3 separate regions of the Homo sapiens genome follow, and all the other regions are linked to region 3. Evidence: chromatin loops called from intact Hi-C (ENCODE). Cell type or tissue: endothelial cell of umbilical vein. All regions are shown on one strand.

Region 1 (8,000 bases), 120 kb before region 3:
CTGTTACTGTAGAACAGGCGTTGACAAACTGTAGCATAAATGGTTGCTTGATTTTGTAAACAAAGTTTTACTACAATACAGACATATCCATTTGTTTACAGATTGTCTGTGGTTGCCCTGGCACTATAAGGACAGAGTTTAGTTGTTACAACAGAGACTATATGGTCCATAAAGCCTAAACTATTTATTATTTAGCCCTTTAAGAAAAAGTTTGCCAACTCCTACTATAGGCAAACTAAACTTCAAATTGTATTTAGAAATAAACTTGCCAGAACCACAGTTGTTTTCAAATAGGCTTCTAAAGAGAAAACCAGGAAAGTCAAGACCTGTGTCATAATGCTGACTAGCAAGTAAATATTTGCAATATGCATAGTGGTATGATTGATTACTAATACAAGGTTACTGAAATGGAAAGCTGTAATGGCAGTCCAGCTTCTTTATCTTTTCTTTTCTTTCATTCATTTATTCTCTGTCTTTCACACTGACTCTCATTTCTCTTTCTCTTTTTTGCTTTCTCACTGGGTGTAGGCGTTCATTCAGTGGTAGGATGTTATTACTATTATTGGATTCTCTAAAGGTTTTATAGGCTGGGCGTGGTAGCTCACACATGTAATCTGAACACTTTGGGAGGCCGAGGTGTGAGGATCGCTGGAGGCCAGGAGTGCCTAACCAGCTTGGGCAATATAGTGAGGCCCCATTAAAAAAAAAAAAAAATTAGTTGGGCATGCCCCTGTAGTTATGGCTACTCGGGAGGCTGAGGTGAAAGGATCGCTTGAGCCCAGGAAATTTGAGGCTGCAGTGAGCTGTGATCACGCCATTGTACTCCAGCCTGGATGACAGAGCAAGACCCTGTTTCTTAAAGAAAGAAAGGACTTCCAGATTCATGGAAGAATTATTACAGTTAAAATACCAGTCAGGGTAATGGAAATTGAGGACCAGAGTTATTCAAGGATCACAGAGCAAATCAGTGTTCTACTACTGAAATCAGAGGGTAGGTCTCCTGCCTCCTTTCCTAGGGTTCCTTTTGCTAGGTCTCACAACATATTAGGCGATGCTTGTTTTCCCTACTATTTGAAAGGTGCACAGTCTATTTCCTTTCTCTCTCTCTCTCTTTTTTTTTTTTTTTGCCCCTGAAGTAAAAGCAAAGACTCAATGATTTAAACCACAAAGATATGGTTGTTAAGAGTATCGGTCTTAATTGGAGTTTGGATGCTTTTATTGTTTGAAGATAACTAGGGGATTGCTTCTTTTTTTTTTTTTGGAGATACAGTCTCGCTCTGTCGCGCAGGCTGGAGTGCAGTGGCACGATCTCGGCTCACTGCAACCTCTACCTCCCGAGTTCAAGCAATTCTCCTACCTCAGCCTCCTAAGTAGCTGGGTTATAGGCGCCCGCCACCACGCCCGCTTAATTTTTGTACTTTTAGTAGAGACGGGCTTTCACCATGTTGGCCAGGCTGGTCTCAAACTCCTGACCTCAGGTGATCCACCCGCTTCAGCCTCCCAAAGTGCTGGGATTACAGGTGTGAGCCACTGTGCCCAGCCGGGATTGCTTCTTAATGAGTCACTAAGTGCTTATAGTATATACTCAGAAAGGTTGGCTTAGATGGAATAAAAAAAGAAGTTAGAGCCTTGTTCATAATTTTGAAGCTAGGAGCAAAACTAAAATTGGCATAGATAGAATGCTTTCCTCATATATCTATGTATCTAAGACCATAGATAGAAAGTATATTTGTGTATGTGTGTGTGGGTATGTGTGTCTAACAGCTTTAAAAGTGCATCTGGATTGCGTTTTGAAAGGAGTTTAGCAGGTGTATTACAATCTGTAGATTATGTTGCAGAGTTTTAATTGGACTTTTAAAAATAAATTTTATTTTTGAACAGTTTTAGATTTACAAAAAAATGGCAAAGATCTTACACAGAATCCCCATATATCCCTCACCTTCTTCTATTATTAACATTTTACATTACTTTGGTACATTTGTTACAATTAACAAACCAATCTTGATACATTATTATTAACTAAAGTCCATACTGTATTCAGATTCCCTTAGTTTTTGCCTAGTGTTCTTTTTCTGTTCTTGGATTAAAGGAATTTTTATTAGCATGTTCGTTGAAATAGGAGACATTTATATGATCACCTGAAGGTTAGGCTAGTTCTGAAGTCCCTTTCAATTTCCAAGAGTCTATTTAAATGAGTACAACAGGCAAAGTTTGGACTTGTAATGTTTATATTCTCCTGTTAGGTGTTGGGAAAAAAAATTGTTACTTTATCTTATTGATAGTAATGGCTCTTCAATTGTTTCTAAATTTTAGCATCATCAATTTCAGAAAGGACAAGATGGATTTGGTTACTTCTGTCATTAAGTATCATATGCTAAATTGCTGGTGAAAATATTCTAAAGTAAATTGCCTCCTTTGGGAATGATGTGGATCAACTATCCTACGTCAATAAGTTTTTTCCCGCTGAAAGTAGTTTTGGAGTCCATACCTTCTGATGAATCTATTAATCATTCATATTTCCCTATGAAGATTTAAAAATATTTATTCCTTAAAAGTTCATTAGTTATTTACAAAAGTTGAACACATGCATGCCCTATGACTCAGGAGTTCCATTTCTAGGTTTATACAAAACAGAATTATGTGTCTATCTATATTCACCAAAAGACCTGGACAAAAATGTTCATGGCAGGACTGATAGTCCAAACTGGAATTTTCCAAGTGCCCATCAACAGTAGAATAAGTATATAATTTGTGACATAACCACATAATGAGTATTGAACAGTGATCAGAATGAACAGGTTACAACTACATATAAAAATGCATGGTTCTCACAAATAATATGATGAACAAAAGAAGCCAGACACTAACAGTGTATGATTCCATTTATATGAATTCAAAAGCAGGTAAAACTAATCAATAGTGTCAGAAGTCAGGAGACTGATCACCTTTGTTGGGGGTTTGGGGAAAGTGTTTGACAGAGGGTATGAAGGGGGCTCCTGGGGTGCTAGTAATGTTCTGTCTCTTGGTTTAGGCATTGGTTACATGGGTGGGTTCATTTTGTGAAAAAATTATCAAGTTTATACTTTTTCATTTACATGTTATTCAGAAAGTATATACAAAAAGTATTAAAAGTATTAGCAATTCTGGAAAACACACAGCATTTCACTGTTAACATTTAAAGGATATGTAGAGAACCAGTTGAGCAAATGAACCTTTTATCTTAGAATATATGCTGTCAGAATTATAGGATTATCAAGGTACCATTATGTTACTGGAGCTGTTACAGTCTTAGTCTTATTTGTATTATAAGAAGAATAAAGTAGCTGATGTTAATAATCTGTTGTTATTGTAACCAGGTTTTTGAGATGCCCCAAAGAAGGACATCTTTTCCTTTTGGTCTGTTTTGATTCACCAAGTCAAAACGTTCAGGTATTCTTTTAGTACAGTAAAGAATGATCGGTCAAATAGTTGTGCATTTGGAATATTCATGTGTTTACGAGTGCTGGTATGTGTTCCTTCCCACTGATTGTTACATCAGCAAGTGAGCTGTAGTCTTGGTTGTGTGTGTATTTTACATGTTCTTTTGGCTTTAAGGTATCACTTAACATAACCAGAATGTAGAATTTTCTTCCCAAACAGAGCTCTTTTTGTGATTTTTCTTATTGTCACTTTTGGTTTTTCCAGTGACTTGAGGATAAATCACCTCAGGCATTTATCCTTTATATTACAAACATACAATTATATTCTCTTAGTTATTTTAAAATATACAATTAAATTATTATTGGCTATAGTCACCCTGTTGTGCTATACAATTCTAGGTCTTATTCATTCTTTTAATTATTTTGTGCCCATTAACCATTGCCACTTCCCAATCATTTTTATTGATTGATTAGTTGATTGATTGAGATGGGAGTCTTGCCGTGTGGCACAGGCTGGTCTTGAGCTCCTGGCCTCAAGTGACCCTCCCACTTCAGCCTCCTGAGTAACTGGGACTGATTACAGGTGCAAAATACTACGCCCATCTAATTAAATTTTTTTTTTTGGAGAGACAAGGTCTCACTAGGTTGCCCAGCTGGTCTTGCACTCCTAGCCTCAAGCAATCCTTCCACTATGGCCTGGGATTACAGGCATGAGTCACTGTGCCTGGCCAATAATGTTTCTGATAACCAGTGACTGCTTACTAACTTTCAGGTTGTGTGACATGCCATACATACATGATTTTATTTCATTTATTCTGTGCACCAGTCCTATAAAGTAGGTACTATAATTTCTACTGCTGAAGAAATAAAGACAGGAAGGTTCTATGTAACTTGCTCAAGCTAGTAAGTGATGGAATTAGGAATTCAGGTATATGTCTGCATACTTCCCAGTTGTAACCTCTGTCTCCCCATGCTCCTGAATGCCATGAATAGATTACTCCTTAATCACCAAGTGCATTCCCACCTTTTTCTTAGCCCTTTCACTTTGCAGATCCACTGACTATTAGGCCCTGACTTGTTCCGTTTGTTCCTTTCTCATCATCTCACTCTATCCATCCTTCAAGGCACAGCTCAAGTCCTATCTGTTCAGTGACTTCTTCCTTCTCCTTTCCAATTTATAGAATACTCCTTAGCCCTGCCACACATTTTATACTTCCATTGTGTTGAATCTATCTTTTTATATACGGATGCTTTAGTTTAAACTTCAGATTGTAACCTCCTTGAGGAAAGGGCTTGGATTACAGATTTTACTTGTATTCTCTGCAGTGTCTTATAATAGATGTTCAACAAATGTATATGTTGATCAATTGAAATGATAATAGAACCCTTAATAGCTGAAGATATGTAACGTGCATCTAAGACTCCTGGTTATTTGAGCTTCTTGAAGTACTTTATACATCCAACTAACAGTCTTAATTCAGAACCAGGAATGACATGTTTAGGTTAGAGTTAGATACTGATTTCTAGACAGGAAGCTTAGTAATTGTTGCTACATACTGATCCAAGTAAGAATAGTTCTTTATATCCAGAGCCTGAATGAAAGAGCCAGTGGTGAGACAGTGAGTTGATTACTTCTCACTGTTTCACCACTGGCTCTTTGGTTCATGCTAACAATGTATCTCACCTAGATTATATTAACAGCTTTCTAATTAGTCTCCCTGCTTTTGTTCTTTCTTACCTCTGGTCGTAATTCAGCAGTGGGAATGATGACATCAGGCAGAAGGAGACTTATTCAGTAGCTTCTGATCTCACTCAGTAAAAGACAAAGTTCTTCAAGGGGCCTACAGGTAGTGACAATAAACTGGCTCTCTGGAGGGGGAAAAGGTTCTGATTTGTAGCATTTGCCTGTTTTACTGGTATAATTACTCCCACTCTGGCTGATTCAAAGTTCTAGAATGTACAGCAATCTGCTCCCCAGTCAATATCGGCTTCAGCACATCACTGTTGAACATTTGGCTCCCCGTCTGACTCCCATCTGCTGCCACTTTCCCTCTTGCCCACTCCATTTTGTGATACTGACCTCCTTGCTATTCCTCAAACATGCTGAACATGCACCTACCTCATAGGATTTTTGCACTGCAGTTTTCTATCATTAGAATGCTTTTCTCCTGAATATATACAGGTTTTCTTATTTCTTTTCCCTCTTGAGTCTCTGCTGAAATATTATATTCTCAGTAAGGTCTTCCATGATCTCCTTGCATGAAAATTTTATTTTATTGGTTGTTCTGAGATGATTTTAATATACACTACAGTGTTTTTGTAGTCATCTAGTGCCTTGCTGTAGTGATGCATTACTGCTATTTCTAGGCAATGTCATCTGTGGGTGGGCATAATGGTTATATTTGCTGTTGAGACTTAAAAAGAAGCATTTCATTTTGTTTGAAACGAAAATATCTGTGATACATATAAACAAATCAGTTTGGGCCTCTTATTGGTAATTGCAACTTGAATTACTATCCACTTAGGCTCCTTATGGGGAATGCAACAATATTTATGGTTAAGTGTACATTTGATAGTATATTGTTCTCACAGTAACATCATTGTGGGTTTGAAGATCTGTGCTAAGTTATGAAACAATGGAATTTATACACTTTATTTGAAGATAAATTGGGTTTATAGGGAATTCTTGGTATAAATATTAACGTGTAGATTAGTATAACATACTGTTTATTATAATTAGAAAAAGCTGTGGGCACTTAAATCCCAGCTACTTGGGAGGCTGAGGCAGGAGAATCACTTGAACCCGGGAGGCAGAGATTGCAGTGAGCGGAGATTGCACCTTTGCACTCCAGCCTGGGCAACAAGAGTGAAACTCCATCTCAAAAAAAAAAAAAAAAAAAAAAAAAAAGGTACATGACTTCTTATGAACTAGATGCCACCTTTTCCCCTTAACCTCAGCTGTTTCTTTTTCTTTTCTGTTTTATTAAGGAACTTTAACCTCCCGCTTGACTTAGTCTAGGCATAGCTAATATTACAGTGAGGTAACAAGATTGAGTTGTAGTTATTGGCACTTTTTTCTTTCTTTCTTTTTTTTTTTTTAACATGCAACTATTTTTACAAGCAAAATTCTAGTGTAACCAGAGTTGAAAACATGATAGCTATAGTTACTTTTTAAAAATTAATTTTTCAGGGGTAACTTTGACAACCCATTTTTGGGGGGAGTTTGATTTATAAGTCAAAGAAGAGAGTAGCTTGCACTGAAAGTTGCTACTTCTTCCTGTTAGATGATTAAGAAATAGAGACAAAATCTGTTTCTTTTTTATGAGGCCTTTTGTTACTTTCTTGGGTGACATTTTAAATAAAATTTGCATTATTTCTTTTCTCAAGACTACTGGACATGGGAGAAAAAGTCCCTTTTCCTTATCAAAGCTTAATTTCCTTTATTCTATTACTGTTATCTTCAGAAAATGTTTATTTTTGGCTGGGTGTGGTGGCTCACGCCTGTAATCCCAGCACTTTGGGAGGCTGAGGCAGGTGGATCATGAGGTCAGGAGATCAAGACCATCCTGGCTAACATGGTGAAACCCCATCTCTACTAAAGATACAAAAAATTAGCTGGGTGTGGTGGCAGGTGCCTGTAGTCCCAGCAACTTGGGAGGCTGAGGCAGGAGAATGGCATGAACCCAGGAGGCGGAGCTTGCAGTGAGCCGAGATTGGGCCACTGCACTCCAGCCTGGGCGACAGAGCGAGATTCTGTCTTAAAAAAAAGAAAAAAAGAAAATGTTTATTATCTAGTCTTTTTTTTGCAGCTAAGTTTTTAAAAATTAGCAAATTTGTCAGAACGAAGATTAAATTAATAAACTTAGTTTTCTGTTCTATATATGATGCTATGATTCTTATTTTTTCTAACATATTCAGAATCATTCATTTTTAAAAAATTTCTTTCTATGATAAAAGTACTAAATCTTTTATCATAGAAATTGAGATGTACAGAAAAATGGAAGAAAGAAAAAGTGCTACTCAGAGACAACCATTGTTAACATTTTTATGTATTTCCTTTTAGACATTTTTTAATGGAATTCATCTTGCTTTGATAAAAGAATAGGTCATCTTTATATACAACATAAAACCATATAACTTACCATCGAAGATGACTCAAAGAAGAAAAAAACCCATGTAACTATATTTTGCTTTTTTTGCTCAGCATTATACCAAATATTTAACAAACTTGTCATACACATTTAATGGCAGCATAATATTCCAGAGTGGCTGTATCAGTATTTGTGCTTGCAACGTGCTTTTCAAAATATATATATTTTTTGGTAGCACATTTGAGGATTTTAAAGGTAAACATTCTTTCCTCGTTTTCACCTGATGACTTTTGTAGTTTGTTGCTCTGCAGATAGAATAGGTTACCGCCCTCACCATGTTCTTTTACACTCACAAGTAACAGCCACAAATTTTAATAATGTTATTCAGAACATCTTTAAAAGTCCATCTGTTTCAGATGGTATCTTCGAGAACGTTTAACACAAACTGTCAGATTCTTCTAAGGTCATTGGAAAGCCCATCCTTTTGTCT
Region 2 (8,000 bases), 230 kb after region 3:
AAAAAAAAAAAAAATAGATTAAACACAACTAAAAAGAAAATAATAAATCCAGCAGAGAGAGCTGAATAAATTATCATGGCATAAACTACCCAGAATGCAGTAGAGAGAGATAAAAACATGAAATGCTAGTTAAAACACAAAGACAAGGCCGGGCGCGGTGGCTCACGCCTGTAATCCCAGCACTTTGGGAGGCCGAAGCAGGCAGATCATGAGGTCAGGAGATCGCGATCATCCTGGCTAACATGGTGAAACCCCGTCTCTACTAAAAATACAAAAAATTAGCCGGGCGTGGTGGTGGGTGCTTGTAGTCCCAGCTACTTGGGAAGCTGAGGCAGGAGAATGGCATGAACCTGGGAGGTAGAGCTTACAGTAAGCCAAGATGGCGCTACTGCACTCCAGCCTGGGCGACGGAGCGAGACTCCATCTCTTAAAAAAAACAAAAACAAAAACAAAACACACACAAAGACAAAAAAACTAAAGTCTGTCTACTTGGAATTCTAGAAGAAGAGAACAGAAAGAATATAGATAAGATAGTATTTAAAGAGATAATGGTAGAAAAATTTCCAAAATTAAAATGCATGGAAGTTCAGATTCAGGAAACAAAGAATTCCAAGCCAAACAAAGCACATTTGAGGGCTTCTTAACAATGTGTTTCAAGGAGGAAAATTCCAAAAGGAAAGTCTGAGGTACAATAAAGAATGATGAAAAATGAAAATGGTATACATAAATGCCAGTCTAAATTAAAGAAAAGGGCTGGGCACAGTGGCTCACACCGGTAATTTGAGCACTTTGGGAGGCAGACGGACTACTTGAGCTCAGGAGATCGAGACCAGCCTGGGCAACATGGCGAAAGGCCGTCTTTACTAAAAATACAAAAAATTAGCCGGGCATGGTAGCACACGCCTGTAATTCCAACTACTGGGGAGGCTGAGGCACGAGAATCGCTTGAACCCGGGAAGCGAGGTTGCAGTGGGCCAAGATTGCACCACTGCACTCCAGTCTGGGTGACAGAGCAAGACTCCGTCCAGAAAAAAAAAAAAAAAAAAAAAAAAAAAAAGGTGAATAAAGACAACATTGATAGGGGTGAAACTAAGGGAAAAAAGAAAGGGGATGGTCATGGGACGCGCTCTAGCAGGGTGGCAATCTTTAGATGGTTATTAAGAAATGGGATGAAAAAAGTAGAAACTGATGGGTGTGAAGACAACAGTGACTCCATCTTGCATGCTAATCTACCATGTTCACTTTTGATTAACCTCAGTCCCACGAATGCCTGCTGATTTCTACTTTACTTGCTGTCCTTAGTGTAGGAACATGTACCCACTATAAATCCTGCCTTTAGAGCAAAGCAACCTTGATGTTATCACAAAAATTACAGGCTATGACACGCATAGCATTCTTGCCTGTTCTGGAGCTTGCCTTTGTCCCTACAGAGCATGTACATCCTTTCCCTATGACACTTAAGTCATGGGTCTGGGGACTAACGGTGCAGAGATCTACCTGTCTTGCTACTGCCCAAGACCATGCTTCCATCTCTAAGTTTCCCAATAAATCATCCTCTACTGACAATAAGTAAAAAAAACTGTAGAACCTCCACAAAATAGAGTAATAACACGTAGCTATAAAAAGAAATGAGGATTTCTATACATGAAGTAATGACTGGGGTATATCAATAAATTAAAGCACCAAAGTACATAACAGTATTTATAGTATGCTTTTTTTTTTTTTTTTTTTTGAGACGAAGTCTCACTCTGTTGCCCAGGCTAAAAATGCAGTGGTGCGATGGCTCACTGCAACCTCCGTGCCCCGCCGGGTTCAAGAAATTCTCGTGCCTCACCCTCCTGAGTAGCTGGGATTACAGGTGCCCACCACCACGCTCAGCTAATTTTTGTATTTTTAGTAGGGATGGTGTTTCACCATATTGGCCAGGCTGGTCTCAAACTCCTGACCTCAGGTGATCCACCCACCTTGGCCTCTCAGAGTGCTGGGATTACAGGTGTGAGCCACCACGCCCAGCCAGTACGCTATCTTTTGTGTTTATGTTGAGAGAATATAGGAGTAGATATATATTTGCTTGTATTTTAAAAAACTGGAAATAGTAAAACTAACAAAATGGTCACATAGAAAAAGGAAGGGAATAGGTTGAAAAGTATAAGAATGAAAGTGAGACTTCTATTAATGTACCTTATTAGTCTAGTTTGGACTGTCAAAGAATTTAAAAGTTTTACATAATTAAAAACAATAAATTGGCTGGGCATGGCGGCTAGAGCCTGTAATCCTGACACTTCGGGAGGCCAAGGCAGGAAGATCTCCTGAGCCAGGGAGTTCAAGACAACCCCGGGCAAAATAATGAGACAATATATTTAAAAAAAAAAAAAAAAAAAAAAAAAAAAAAAAAAAAAGGCTGGGCGCAGTGGCTCACGCCTGTAATCCCAGCACTTTGGGAGGCCAAGGCAGGTGGATCATGAGGTCAGGAGATCGAGACCAACCTGGCTAACATGGTGAAACCCCATCTCTACTAAAAATACAAAAAATTAGCCGGGCATGGTGGCGGGCGCCTATAGTGCCAGCTACTCAGGAGGCTGAGACAGGAGAATGGCGTGAACCCGGGAGGCAGAGCTTGCAGTGAGCTGAGATCACGCCACTGCACTCCAGCCTGGGCGACAGAGCAAGACTCCATCTGAAAAAAATAATAATAAAATAAAAATAAATAAAATAAAAAATAAAAAAAAATAGCCAGGTATGGTGGTACTTGCATGCCTGTAGGCCTAACTATTTGGGAGGCTGTGACAGGAGGATCCCTTGAGCCCAGGAGTTCAAGGCTGCACTGAGCTATGATCATGCCACTGCACTCCAGGCCGGGCAACAGAACAAGATATTGTTTCTAAAACAAACAAATGAAAACAATGAATCAAAAGAAAAAACGAGGACAATCCCTAAAAATCTGAGGAAATGAAATAAATGAACTCAACTGTATAACATGTTAAGGGCATAGCCACAAAGAGAAATGAATTACCTCAGATGTCTTTAAAACAAGATTTTGACTGATCATATCTAGAGTGATATATTTTAAGGATATAAAGTACAAAAAAACCTGTATTCAGTAGTCTTAATGTTATTAATAGTATGAATAAAATAGTATGAGTTAATAGTATGAATAAAAGAATAATCATGTTAATATCCTTAGGAACCAAATTTTCAGAAGAAAAGAGATATAAATATAAACCCTGTGGTTTTCAATTTGAACAATATGAACTTACATATTTCCTGTCTCTGTTTATGACAAACTATATAGCAATAATCACCCCTAGAACCTAGCTAGACTCTGCTGCTTAAATGTCATCCCTGTTCAAAGCAATCAAGCCTTGCCAGGCAAGGAGTGGAAAACCTGTAGTCCCAGCTACTCAGAAGGCTGAAGCAGGAAGATCACTTGAGCCCAGGAGTTCCAGGCTGTAGTGCACCATGATCGCATCTGTGAATAGCCACTGCACTCCAGCCTGAGCAACATGGCAAGAACCTATCTCTTAAGGGGGGAAAAAGAAGGGCCAAGGCTCATTGAAGAAATGCCTAGTTCCTACTCTGGAATAGAAACCTGGAAAAAAAACTGTGCCAGAAAGCAAGGAAGTTTCCTCTCTATCAAAGAATAATAACACAGTCAATTCAAAAAAACAAGCCTATCTAAAGATGCTCCCCACTGGCCTAAAATGGGATAATCTGAGATCAAAGTAATACTGAATAGGCTGAAATACAAAAAAAAAATAATAATATCCATATTCATGATATGTCATGAAAATTACAGATCACTACTAAAAATGGTTAGGACACCAACTCATTACTCTGAAAACTGATAAAGAAGACTAATTATAGACTTACCCTGCCTTTCCTATATATAGTTCAGGGTAACCAAATGGTTCATGAAGGATGTTCCTGTTTATAGAATTCCAGTTAATAAAAGTAAAAGGAATAATGGAATGAAAAAAATCATCATTTTGTAACCCCTAATGAAATAGTGGTTCTAGGCAATGATCATCAAAGGCTGCCAAAACCAGTAGATAAAACTTAAGGAGAACTTTATATGGAGGGATCAGGCTCTCATCACCTGAACCTCACTCATCAATCAGCATCATAAAAAGTGGGACAGGACATTAGGTGTTGGTTCACGCAGTTCAAAAGAAAGTTCATAGCGCCACCTATGGAGTTAATTTTAAAATTTAACTCGAATCTAATCAAGCCACAAGCTCTAACCAGTGTGTAGGAAACATAGGCATTAAAGGAACATGTTAACCACCAAAGTAGTCAACTCCAGAATGTGGAACATTCCACATAACATATGACTAGGTTTCCCCAGCTAACCAATGTCATAAAGAGAAAGAAAAAAAAGGAAAAGGGAATAAAAGGGACTTAACAGACATAATTTAAAAAAATACAACTGTAAAACAACAACTTTGAGATCACCAGAGAAATAATATTGACTGGGTATTAAATTATATTAAGGAAATACTGTCGATTTGTTAAGCAGGGAGATAGTAAGTGGTTATGTTACTTTTTTAAAAAGACCAGCTGGGCGCAGGTGACTTATACCTATAGTCCCAGCTACTTGGGAGGCTAAGGCAGGAGGAACACTTGAGCCCAAGAGTTCAAGGCTGCAGTGAGCTATAATGGTACCACTGCACTCTAGCCTGAGCAATAAAGTGAGACCCTGTCTCTAAAAAAAAATTAAAAATAAATTACAAAGACCTACTTGAGGCCAGGAATTCAAGACCAGACTGGGCAACACAGCAATAGCACATCTCTGCAAAAAATTTAAAAATCAGCCAGGTGTGGTGGCACGCACCTATAGTCCCAGCTGTTCAGGAGGCTAAGGCAGCAGGATGGCTTGAGTCCAAAAGTTCAAGGCTGCAGTGAGCTATGATCATGCCAATGCACTCCAGCCTGGCTGATAGAGTGAAATCTTGCCTCAAAAAAATAAATTTTAATAAAGACCTGATCAGTTAGATATGCATGTTGAATTATTTATGGATAAAATGACATGATGTCTAGGATTTGCTCTTAAAATACTCCAACAAAAATGACAGAAAGAAAGGGTGGAAGGAGTAGATAAACCAAGAATGACAAAATGTTTAAAACGTCTGGAGCTTGGTGATGGCATAGGTTCATTATGTTATTACCTTTATTTTTGTGTATGTGTGACATTTGATATTTTCCATAATAAAAGAAATTTTATAAATAATGGAAAAAGGAGAAAGTCATGTCCTACAGGGCTCTTTTTATGCTGTTACACAGAAAATCACATAGTTCCCTTTCTGACACTATAAAAAAAAAATGACAGGTATGTGAAAAAACAACAACAAGCCTACACAAGAAAATATGACTTCTCCAACAACATTTCTCTCAGAATATACAGTTCTGAGACTAAGTCAATATTATACTAGTATAATATTGTATTTGACCAGAAACTACTGGTCAAAGACAGACTAGCCTACATTTTCTCTGATAAAACACATAAAACTGTATATATTTATTAAGTGTCCGATAACATCACAAAGAAAACTGGTAGAGAAACAAACACAACAGTGGTTTCTTTAATAAATTTTGATTGAATACACTTCAAAGAGTCACTAAAATGCCCAGAACCGGACTTAGCTATAACCTATCCAATGGTGGTCACATATGTTTTTAAAAAGATGCTAACAGAAAAGGCATTTATGAGAAATAAATCAAAAGGAAGTAAAGTTATGGGCACGTTTTGCTAGTGATCAGACATTTGCAGACTACAGAAAAGCATGCCCTGGTCTGACAATGAGCTGTTGAATTCCAGTATCAAACAGAGTCCAAGCTTGGAGGTGTATGCACTGGAGGATCACATGACCCAATATAATCAAATATTCAAATCATACAATCATCTCCATTCACTTTTTTTTTCTGGCCCCATTAGTCACTTACAGGCAGTAACTGATTATCAGTATACTCCTAAAATGAAGATGAAGACCCACGTTTTGATGTTTTTCCCTTAAATAATTCTCTATCCCGCCTTCCACTCTAGGAAAGGATACTATCTTAGTGCATTTATGCTCCCATAACAAAATACCAAGGACTGGATAATTTATAAAAAAACAAATTTATTTTCTCACAGTTCTAGAGGCTGGGTAGTCCAAGATTCAAAGCACCAGCGGGTTCAATTGTCTAGTGAGGGCTGCTCTCCACTTCCAAGATGGCACCTTGTTGCTGCATCCTCCAGAGGGGAAGAATGCTATGTCCTCACATGGTGAAGGCTGAAGGGCAAGAGAGCTAGTGGCTGCATAAAGCCTCTTTCATAAGGGCCTTAAATCCCATTCCTGTAGGCCCCACCTCTTAATACCATCACACTGGCCATGAAGTTTCACCACCTAAATTTTGGATGGACATAGTCCAACAACAGCAGATGCTAAGAAACTAACTTCTTAATAGTTTAACATGAGTTAGTTCCAGAAACTAAAGATGCATATTAAATTTTGACAATGCTATTATTTTTTCGGTTACGAGAACTAGTAAACTGAGAAGATGAGCTCATAATGCAGCAATTATAAATGTTTCTCTTAGGGACATGCAAAACACATAAGATGACAGTATGCCATTAATCCACGCAGATAGCACCAATAATTTTTTTTACATGACTTGATATTCTGGCAACATTATTTGAACATGCATGGCAGAGATAGTAGAAGATTTTTAGCTATTCTGCTTTGGTAAAGTATTTCTGCTTGTCTTACTTACTGATCTATTAACAATATTAAAGGCAGACTGCCTGGGAATCTGATTTTAAAATAAATCAAAAGTAATGCAGCATTTGAAAAGGAAGGCTGTTTCCAAAGTAGAGAACATGAGAAGAAAAAGTAGGCAAGAAAACAAAGAAGAAAATGAAATAAGGAAAGTGGTATGGGCAGAAAAAGACTGTAAAAAGCTTCATATAAAAAGCAAACCGAGTTTGATGAGAAACAAGAATAAGTTGTAAATTCCTTTGGTTCAAAGGAAGAGGCATGGATGACTGACATGAACATACCAAATTGAATATAATAAACCAAATTGAAAGTAAACTAACACTAAAGAGTCTTTTAATTTATTGTCACAATAGAAACTATAATATCAGGCCAGGTACAGTGGCTCTTGCCTGTAACCCCACCACTTTGGGAGGCTGCGGGGTGCGGGGGGGTGGATTGCTTGAGCTCAGGAGTTCGAAACCAGCCTGGATAACATGGCAAAACCCTGTCTCTACAAAAAATACAAAAATTAGCTGCTTGTGGTGGCACATGCCTGTAGTCCTGGCTACTTGGGAGACTGAGGTAGGAGGATCACCTTAGCTTGGGAGGTTGAGGCTGTAGTGAGCTGTGATTGTGCCACTGCACTCCAGCCTGGGTTGATAGCAGAGTGAGATCCTGTCTCAAAAAAATAAAGAAAATAAAGAAAATAAACTATAATATCATAGGCACTATAGGAAAAACATTATTTAGAAATACATTTTTAGCTAGACATAGTGGCTCATGCCTTTAATTCCAGCAGTTCGGGAGGCTGAGGTGGACGGAACACTTGAGGTCAAGAGCTGAAAACCAGCCTGGCTGACACGGTGAAACCTCATCTCTACTAAAAATAACAAAATTAGCTGGACATGGTGGTGGGCACCTGTAATCCCAGCTACTTGGGAGGCTGAGGCAAGAGAATCGCTTGAACCCAGGAGGCAGAGGTTGCAGTGAGCCGAGCTGCGCCACTGCACTCCAGCCTGGGTAACAGAGTGAGACTCCATGTCAAAAAAGAAAAAGAAATCGATTTTTATGGTTCATCCGTTAAACTGAGAGAGACATCATCCGTTAAACTGAGAGAGACACGTAATCCAAAAATTCTTGCACTTCACAAGAACACTTAATGGATCAAAACTTAATTTGTAAGGGATAATTATGTTTAAAATGCACACACTTAGAAGTTAATGTCCCACCTCTGAGGCAGTGTGGTACACTGATAGCTGAGTGAGC
Region 3 (8,000 bases):
GGTTAGAGCGAAAGGTAAATGCTAAGAGAAATAATCTAATAAACGAAACCGAATGGTAGAGGGAAAGAAAAAAGAAACATAGCTGTATTAATCATTGCTGACGATAGAGATAGGATTTTTATATGTTACAGTATATTTTATATAAAATTATAGTTATAACATAAACTATAAAATATAGGGTTGGTTTTTGTTTTGTTTTGTTTTGTTTTTTGCCTAACATGTATTTGATGAGGACTTGTTATTTGTCAAGCACTGTCAGTGACCAAAACAGATGAAAATTTTTGCTTCGTGGGTTGGAGGAGACAAAAATAAGTAAATAATTTGTTAAGAGGTGTTAAATGTATGGGGGGAAAATACAGCATAAAAGGATTCGGAGTACCCATTGATGAGATTGCTTTTTTTGAAGTGGATGAGTAGAGCAAATATTTGAAGGAACTGAGGGAGCCATGTAGTTATCTAGAGAAACAGTATTCTAAGCAAAGGTAATCGCTATTGCAAAGGCCCTGAAGCAAAAATGTAGCTGAGTTCAAGAAACAGGGAAGAGTCTAAAGGGGTAAAGCACAGTAATGTAGGAGGGAGAGTGGTAAGCGATGAAGTCAGAGATAATGGGATATCAGAGAATATTAGACTTTCAAAGGCCGTTAAAAGAACTTTGACTTTTACTCTGAAGTAACTACTAGAACAAAAAAGTAAGCCTTTCTTAAGGAATATATATATAACTAAAACAAAGCAAGCACAAATCTTTGAGTAATTTTATTTTAATGTTTTTTAAGAGATGAGGTCTCACTCTGTTGCCCAGGCTGGAGTGCAACGGCACGATCATAGATCACTGCAGCCTCTTCTAACTCCTGGGCTCAAGCAGTCCTCTCACTCAGCCTCCCAAAGTGCTGTGATTACCGGCGTGAACTACCATGCCTAGTCACTAGTAAAGTATTTTTACTTTAGAAAGCATAGCATAAAATTTCATAACTGATAAGAGATTACGTATGTATGTTATATTAATTAAAGTATGTAGGCTAATTCTCCTATTAAAACATTCCCAGATCAGATTACTAAGAAAATGAAAGCAAAGAAACTCAGAAAGGATAACAAAATTAAAGAACACACAAAGATGTAACAGGCATATGCAAACTCAAACGTGCAGGGATTGTGTTCCTAATATTGGACAAGACTTAGTCCAAAAACCATTACATGAGGAAAAAAGAGCCTACAGGATCTGCATGAAAACAACTTCAAAGTGCTTCTCAGAAATACAAACAGAGACTTAAATGGAAAGACTTAACAAGATTCTTTGGAAAAAATCAAAATCCTTTTTTAACCCATGAAGTTAATACCTCAAAACAAAACATAGCTAATATTTATTGAGAATTTACTCTATGCCAGGCATGTTCTAAGGACTTTACATGTATTACTCATTTAGTCCTCACAACTACTTTATATGGGTGATGTTAGTACCACTTTTTGCCCATTTTTCAGTGAAGAAACCAAGGCACAAAGAAGGTAATAACTTGCCCAAGAGTTGCAGTTAAAGTTACTGAACCACAAAATGAACTCAGGCAAGATTATTTCAGATTCTGTGCTTTTAACCACTACATGATACTGTTTTTTGAAACCAATAGCTATGTGTGTGTGTGTGTGTGTGTGTGTGTCTAGATAAACTGACTCTGAAGTTCATGTGGAGAAACAAATAAACAAGAATAGCTGGGAGTTGTCTTAAAGAAAAGTAATAAGGGAAAACTAGCCCTACCAGATACTGAAATAAGACTAGAATGTTAGTTAAAACAATGTGGCTACTAGAGCATGAACAGAATAGAATTTCAGAAGTAGATCCAAATTCATGTAATTATTTGGAAAATTATAAAGATAGCATTTCAAATAAGAAAGGAAAAGATGTATTATTCACTGTATGGGACAGCTATGTTGTCATTAGAGGGAAATTAGTTAGATTTCTACTTAGTAACTTTGACTAGAAGTAATTCCTAATGAATCAAAGATTTAAAACGAAACTAGCTGTGAGCCAAGTCTCAAGTAATTTTTAAATTATTTATTTAAATTGTTTATAAATGTCAGTCTTACATTTCTGCATGCTCTTTTAAGTTGAAACGAGATGGAAATTAATGATAGTCATACAAAGTCCATCAGCACAAAGAAAAATCATTTAGGACTCTGTGACAATGCACACCTTAATACAGCTTAGTAGATACTAAATGATTTTTCTTTGTGCTGATGGAATGGAATATGTCAGGCCTGAAGCTGGTATATTGGATTTTGTTCAGTTAATGCCTGCCCTTCCTCTTCCTTTGATACTTTTTGGGGTTGGGAAAGTAAAAGATACAAAGGAATAAATTAAGCATTTGGCAAGTGAGAAATGTATTCAGTATTCATTCTGAAACATGGTTTAGTTATGAGAACCTGAGTCCCAGATCCACATCCACAGTGATTGCTCTTCGAGGAAGTAGTAGAGGTGGATGTGAGTGTGAGTGATTTTTTCTAACACTCTGAAGCGGTCGTGATTAAGGACTCAACTAGTGAGGTTGCCTCTCCAGGTTTTTTAAAAAGGAGAGTGAACATAAAGACCAGATGCCTACTCAATAATAGTAAATTCTTGATACAGCTACTTAATAACTCTCATACCTGGTAAGAGATAGGAAGGAGACGCAGATCTGAAAGGTAACCGGAGGAAGAAAAAGCCAGAAAGTTTACTTGAGGCCTGGTAGCACCTAGAATCAATATTAAATGTTTTTAAAAGTACATAAAACATGATTTGTATAATTCTAATTTTGTTTAATGTAACATGTATACTTGTGTTTGTATATGTAAATGTGTTTGCATAAATCTTGAAAACATACCAAAATGTTCACCACTATTATTTCAGGATGATAGGAGTTTGAAAGACTTTTATTTTCTTTTATCTGTATTTTTAAAGTTTTCTACAAAGCATGCATATTACTTAAGTAATCATATGTATATATTTATTATATACACACACATAAGTATATGTTTGTTGTTCCATTCTGACAGTAGATGTATCTTTTGTGTTTTCTAGGTACACCAGAGGATCGCTTCCTGGCAGAATTTGGGAGCTGTTTATTGCAGCACTGTTGTGCCCTCTGATGGTGAGTTTCAGCAAATCCACCTTTTATGTCTAATATTATTTCCTTCTTAGCTCAGTGTTTCCTATTCTCTGACACAAAAATTTATAAACCATACTCTTTCAGTTAAGGTGGGCTTAGGGGTCAGAGAGAGAAAGGAGGAGAAGGAAAATAAAATTTGGATGAGAATCTAGTGAGTTTAGAGAAGAAACCAAGAAGAAACACTAAGTTCCATTAAGACTTTATAGGTTAAATGATCATTTATCTTTTATTTTTGAGATGGAGCCTTGGTCTGTCGCCCAGGTGGAGTGCAGTGGCGCGATCTCAGCTTAGTGCAGCCTCTGCCTCCTGGATTCAAGCAATTCTCCTGCCTCAGCCTCCCAAGCAGCTGGGACCAGGCGAGCACCACCATGCCCAACTAATTTTTGTATTTTTTGTAGAGACAGGGTTTCACCATGTTGGCCAGACTAGTCTCGAACCCACGTGATCCGCCCACCTCGGCCTCCCAAAGTGCTGGGATTATAGGCATGAGCCACTGTGCCCAGCCTCATTTATCTGTTAAAACTAGGGACATAGTTAATGTGAAGATCACAGAAGCACCATCTTTGGTGTTTTCTAACCATTGGGTCTTCACATTATGGATAATGATCAAACACTCCAGCCTCTTGTTGTATCAGAGCCTAGACAGAAGGAACTCAAAGTCTGAGACCTCCTGCTCTTGCTTATCTTTTTCCCTACTTAGGCATAGGACTGCAATACTCTTCTTTGATGTGGGAAGGGATAAACAGATGCTTGGAGACCAATGCAATCCTTCGTAAATGTCTATGATGCTATAAACTGGCGACAGGATCCAAACCTTTGTTGTTTTTATGGTAGTGGAGGGAGATGTGTTTACAACTCTTATTGTCATTTCTCTTACCCGGTATTGTGCATTTACAGTTTAGGTTGCTTAGTTTAGGGGTTGACTGTTAGATATGTTTCCTCTGTATAAAGTTTAGTTTGATAGAGCTCTGATTTCAACCTTAGAAACATTAATTCGTAAGCATAACAACCACTGAAAGAGCATCCTGCAAATTTACAAGGGTGCCTAAAACTAAAGAAGCCCAGAAAATGAATCATGAGAACACTAGAATCCCCAACATTTAGTCAGTATAATATTTGCAGTGTTATCAGAATCACCTCCCAAAGCTGTTACGTGAATTTATAGACAGTGTGCTCATATTTGCCAAATCTTCTAAATTTGGAAGAAAAATCCATTGTGATTACTCATTTGTAATATGGAAAGGTTAAAAAGGGGAAAATAGACCAAAATCAAAATAAGGAAAATATTAGCTGGCTCTCTGTTTCCAGTCTCTTAAAGACAAAAAACTAAAAATTAGTACCAATTAATGTATAAGTTAAAAAGCAGCACTTAGCACTGTGTTGTGGCCAGAAAGGTAGCTGTGTTGCCCCCAGTCAAGAGTCAGTATGTACCCAGATAACAGTACTTTCTACGTGGCCAAGAGCCAGAGGACCATAATGCCACCTGGCTATGCTACATATTCCTTTCCCTCCTTAAGCTCCTTCAATGCAGTGGGTGGGTATCTCTCTTCCTCTTGACACTGCTTGGTCCATTAAATAGCCAAATGGTGACTGTCCACATCTGTGCCAGCACCACTCCCAGGTTCTGACTTACTCCATTACCACTGCAGGGTGCCATCATTAGATAGTTTGAATAAAAAGAATTTCACTGTTAAAAAAAAAAAAGTTTACATTGCTGAATCCACTCAGTTTTGCTGAACTATTTCATTCAAAAATTTCTAGTATTTATGATAGTGTTTGAAATTGTCATATATTCAATATCCACATATATCAATATATATTCATAAAGAATATCAACCAAGTCACATGTTATACTACAGCTGGAAGGTCAAGTCCCATTGGTGGTTATGATATTTAGTGGCAATTAACTTGAACTAATGAATTCATATTGGAATTGATACTAATTTTGCTACTTATTACCGTTACTATTATCCTGTTATATATATCTATATATAGGCTGTGTTATGTATACCTATATTCTATCCATATGGAGATATTTCAGTAATTTAACAATGGTACAGTTATGTATACCTATATTCTATCCATATGGAGATATTTCAGTAATTTAACAATGGTACAGTTAGGCCAGATGTTATCAGAGGACATAAATGCTGATAGGTTGCCATTATGAGGGTTTGAAGGCAATATTATTTTTACAAAAGCTAAAAAGATACCAACTTAAGAAAAAAAAGAGTGTCTCCCCAAATTCCTACCAACACTATCCTTCTTAAGAAAACTAATTCATATTAGTTATCAAGAAATAAAAGCACAAAATTATTTGATTTAATGTAGCTTGATGTCCTTATTATATATCTTTCTAATTTTGTACTTCTAAGTTAATTTCACCTTAGGTCAGTATAGCATGTGAGAAAACTGCTTAATCCACAGCTACTCCAATAAGTAGAGTTTGGTCACCAGTAACAGAAATTTCTACCATCACTCCCTGCTCTTTGTTGTGACTGTTGGTCATCTTCAGTATTAAATGAGGGCTTGACCCTCAGTTTTTAGAAGTATAAGGTCTAAAATATCATATCCTATAATTATGGTATTATATGCTTAGTAAATATACCTATATATACTGCTTTTCAGTAATTGCTTGTTAATTATGTTAGTTGACGAATCTGGTTATGACGGTAACAGCTGATAATAAAATATGTAGATTATCTTAAATGCTTACCTCTCTAACAAAGCAATCTAACAGGTTCTAGATTTTTTTTTTTTTGGTATCGTAAATACTTATGAGAATCTATTGAAAGTTCTAGACCCTTTCTCTAGAAGAATTTATATAAACATAGGAAATTTTGCATACAATTTTATAGTGATACAGATTCCCCTAGACCAAACCATGGAACAAACACATACTCATACTCACACCCATGTTTGCTTTCATGAGAGGCAATCTGCTTAAATGTTTAGAGTGTAAGCTTTGGAGACAAGCAGACCTAGGTTTATATCCCAGTTCTACCACTTAACCTCCTTATAACCCCCGGTAAGTAATAAGTCAAAGCCTGTTTCCTCATTCGTGAAATGTAGATAGTAATAGTTAACACCTCCAACAGAAAAATGTAGAAACAGTACTTATTCTGTAAGGAGTGGTTGTGGTAGTGCTAAAGACCTCAAATCTAAAACACGTGGTCTTAGACTTCTCATTTTAATTTCTCTGTGCCCCAGATCCTCAACTGTAAAATGACTGATAGTAAAATTTTTATGGTTATATGGTTTATACTTACTTGAAGTCTTTAAAGCCTCCAGGGGTTTCCCTTCATGTTAGTGGAAGTTAAGGATGTGGATAATTCTGCTGTAGACAGTTTGTATAATTTATCATCCAACTCAGAACACTTTTGAGAGTGAAAGGAGATGCCCAATACTGGTTTTTTTTTTTTTTTTTTTGAGACCGAGTCTCACTCTGTCGCCAGGCTGGAGTGCAGTGGCGCAATCTCGGCTCACTGCAACTTCCGCCTCCCGGGTTCAAGTGATTCTCCTGCCTCAGCCTCCCGAGTAGCTGGGACTACAGGCGCTCACTACCACGCCTGGCTAATTTTTTTTTTTGTATATTTAGTAGAGACGGGGTTTCACTGTGTTGGCCAGGATGGTCTCGATCTCTTGACCTTGTGATCCACCCGCCTCAGCCTACCAAAGTGTTGGGATTACAGGTGTGAGCCACCGCGCCCGGCTGCCAAATACTTTTTAATAGTGTAGACCAGGACCTATCTTCACTCTAGCTATTGGGAAAGTGTGAAAGGTGAACTAGAGAAAGAACAAGAAAAATAGCCTTATCTAGCTGCTTTTATTTTTTTATCCAGAAATGTAATCCTACTCAATTTGCCTTGTATTAAGAATTGCTAGGGCCAGGCATGGTGGCTCATGCCTGTAAACCCAGCACTTTGGGAGGCCAAGGCAGGAGGATCTCTTGAGCTCAGGAGTTCAAGACCAGCCTGGGCAACATAGACCTCATCTCTACTAAAAAATACAAAAATTAGCTGGGCGTGGTGGCATGTGCCTGTTGTCCCAGCTACTTGGGAGGCTAAGGTGGGAGGATTGCTTGAGCCCAAGGAGGTCAAGGCTGCAATGAGGTGGGAAGTCAAGGCGACAGTGAGCTTTGACTGCTCACTGCTCCCTCCTGAACGACAGAGTCAGACCTTGTCTCACACACACAAAAAAAAAGAGTGAGAGAGAATTGCTAGAGAGTTGTTATGTTTATCTTGTACTTAACAAAAGATACAAGATTTCCCTACAAAAATTGTTTGCGGGCAAATAATTTTAATAATGAAAGTATCTGAAAATTCCTGTTTAATTAATAAACAATCATCTGTTTAGTCAACCCAAGTAATAGATAATATATAAATTCGAAACCTAAGGTCTGTGCATGGTTTTGGGAACCAGATACATGCTCCAGCTTTTTTTGTTTGTTTTCTGTCCTGCTACTTTTTAAAGAAGCTTTACTGAGCTATATTTCACATACCATAAAATTTACCCATCATTGTACATCTGTCACAACAAATCATCTATTTTTTTTTTTTTTGAGACGGAGTCCCGCTCCATCACCCAGGCTGGAGTGCAGTGGTGCGGTCTTGGCTCACTGCAACCTCTGCCTCCTGGGTTCAAGCAATTCTCGTGCCTCAGCCTCCCTAGCAGCTGGGATTACAAGCACGCACCATCACGCCCGACTGATTTTTGTATTTTTAGTAGAGAGGGGGTTTCACCATGTTGGCCACGCTGGTCTCGAACTCCTGACCTCAGGTGATCCACCCACCTCAGTCTCACAAAGTGCTGGGATTACAGGGGTGAGCCACTGTGGCTGGCCACAACAATCCATCTTTGGACCGC

What was found. A loop is a pair of places that touch in the nucleus more often than their neighbours do. Peaks named below come from ENCODE experiments on the same cell type or tissue, not always from the same donor. Only the 100,000 strongest peaks of a DNase experiment are listed, where the experiment ranks them.
Region 1: a loop joins it to region 3, with 2.2 times the contacts of the local background. A loop is called at or near these places in 2 of 110 quality-filtered maps.
Region 2: a loop joins it to region 3, with 9 times the contacts of the local background. A loop is called at or near these places in 8 of 110 quality-filtered maps.

What each region holds. Positions count from the first base shown.
Region 1 is chr10:72,716,017-72,724,016 of GRCh38, forward strand. All of the region lies in intron 1 of MCU (mitochondrial calcium uniporter), which reads left to right. It overlaps MIR4676 (microRNA 4676), which reads left to right and starts at 5,013; the gene lies at 5,013-5,084. In endothelial cell of umbilical vein, no CTCF peak of the experiment used is centred here; a DNase peak (open chromatin) is centred at 4,975.
Region 2 is chr10:73,057,063-73,065,062 of GRCh38, forward strand. All of the region lies in intron 5 of P4HA1 (prolyl 4-hydroxylase subunit alpha 1), which reads right to left. Among named protein-coding and RNA genes, the nearest start is that of P4HA1, 36 kb to the right of the region's middle. In endothelial cell of umbilical vein, no CTCF peak of the experiment used is centred here; a DNase peak (open chromatin) is centred at 4,179; H3K27ac peaks cover 367 bases.
Region 3 is chr10:72,831,313-72,839,312 of GRCh38, forward strand. It overlaps MCU (mitochondrial calcium uniporter), which reads left to right. Exons shown (of 8, transcript NM_138357.3): 2 at 3,047-3,116. Among named protein-coding and RNA genes, the nearest start is that of OIT3, 58 kb to the right of the region's middle. In endothelial cell of umbilical vein, a CTCF peak has its summit at 3,108 (motif pointing left); DNase peaks (open chromatin) are centred at 1,249, 1,529 and 3,079.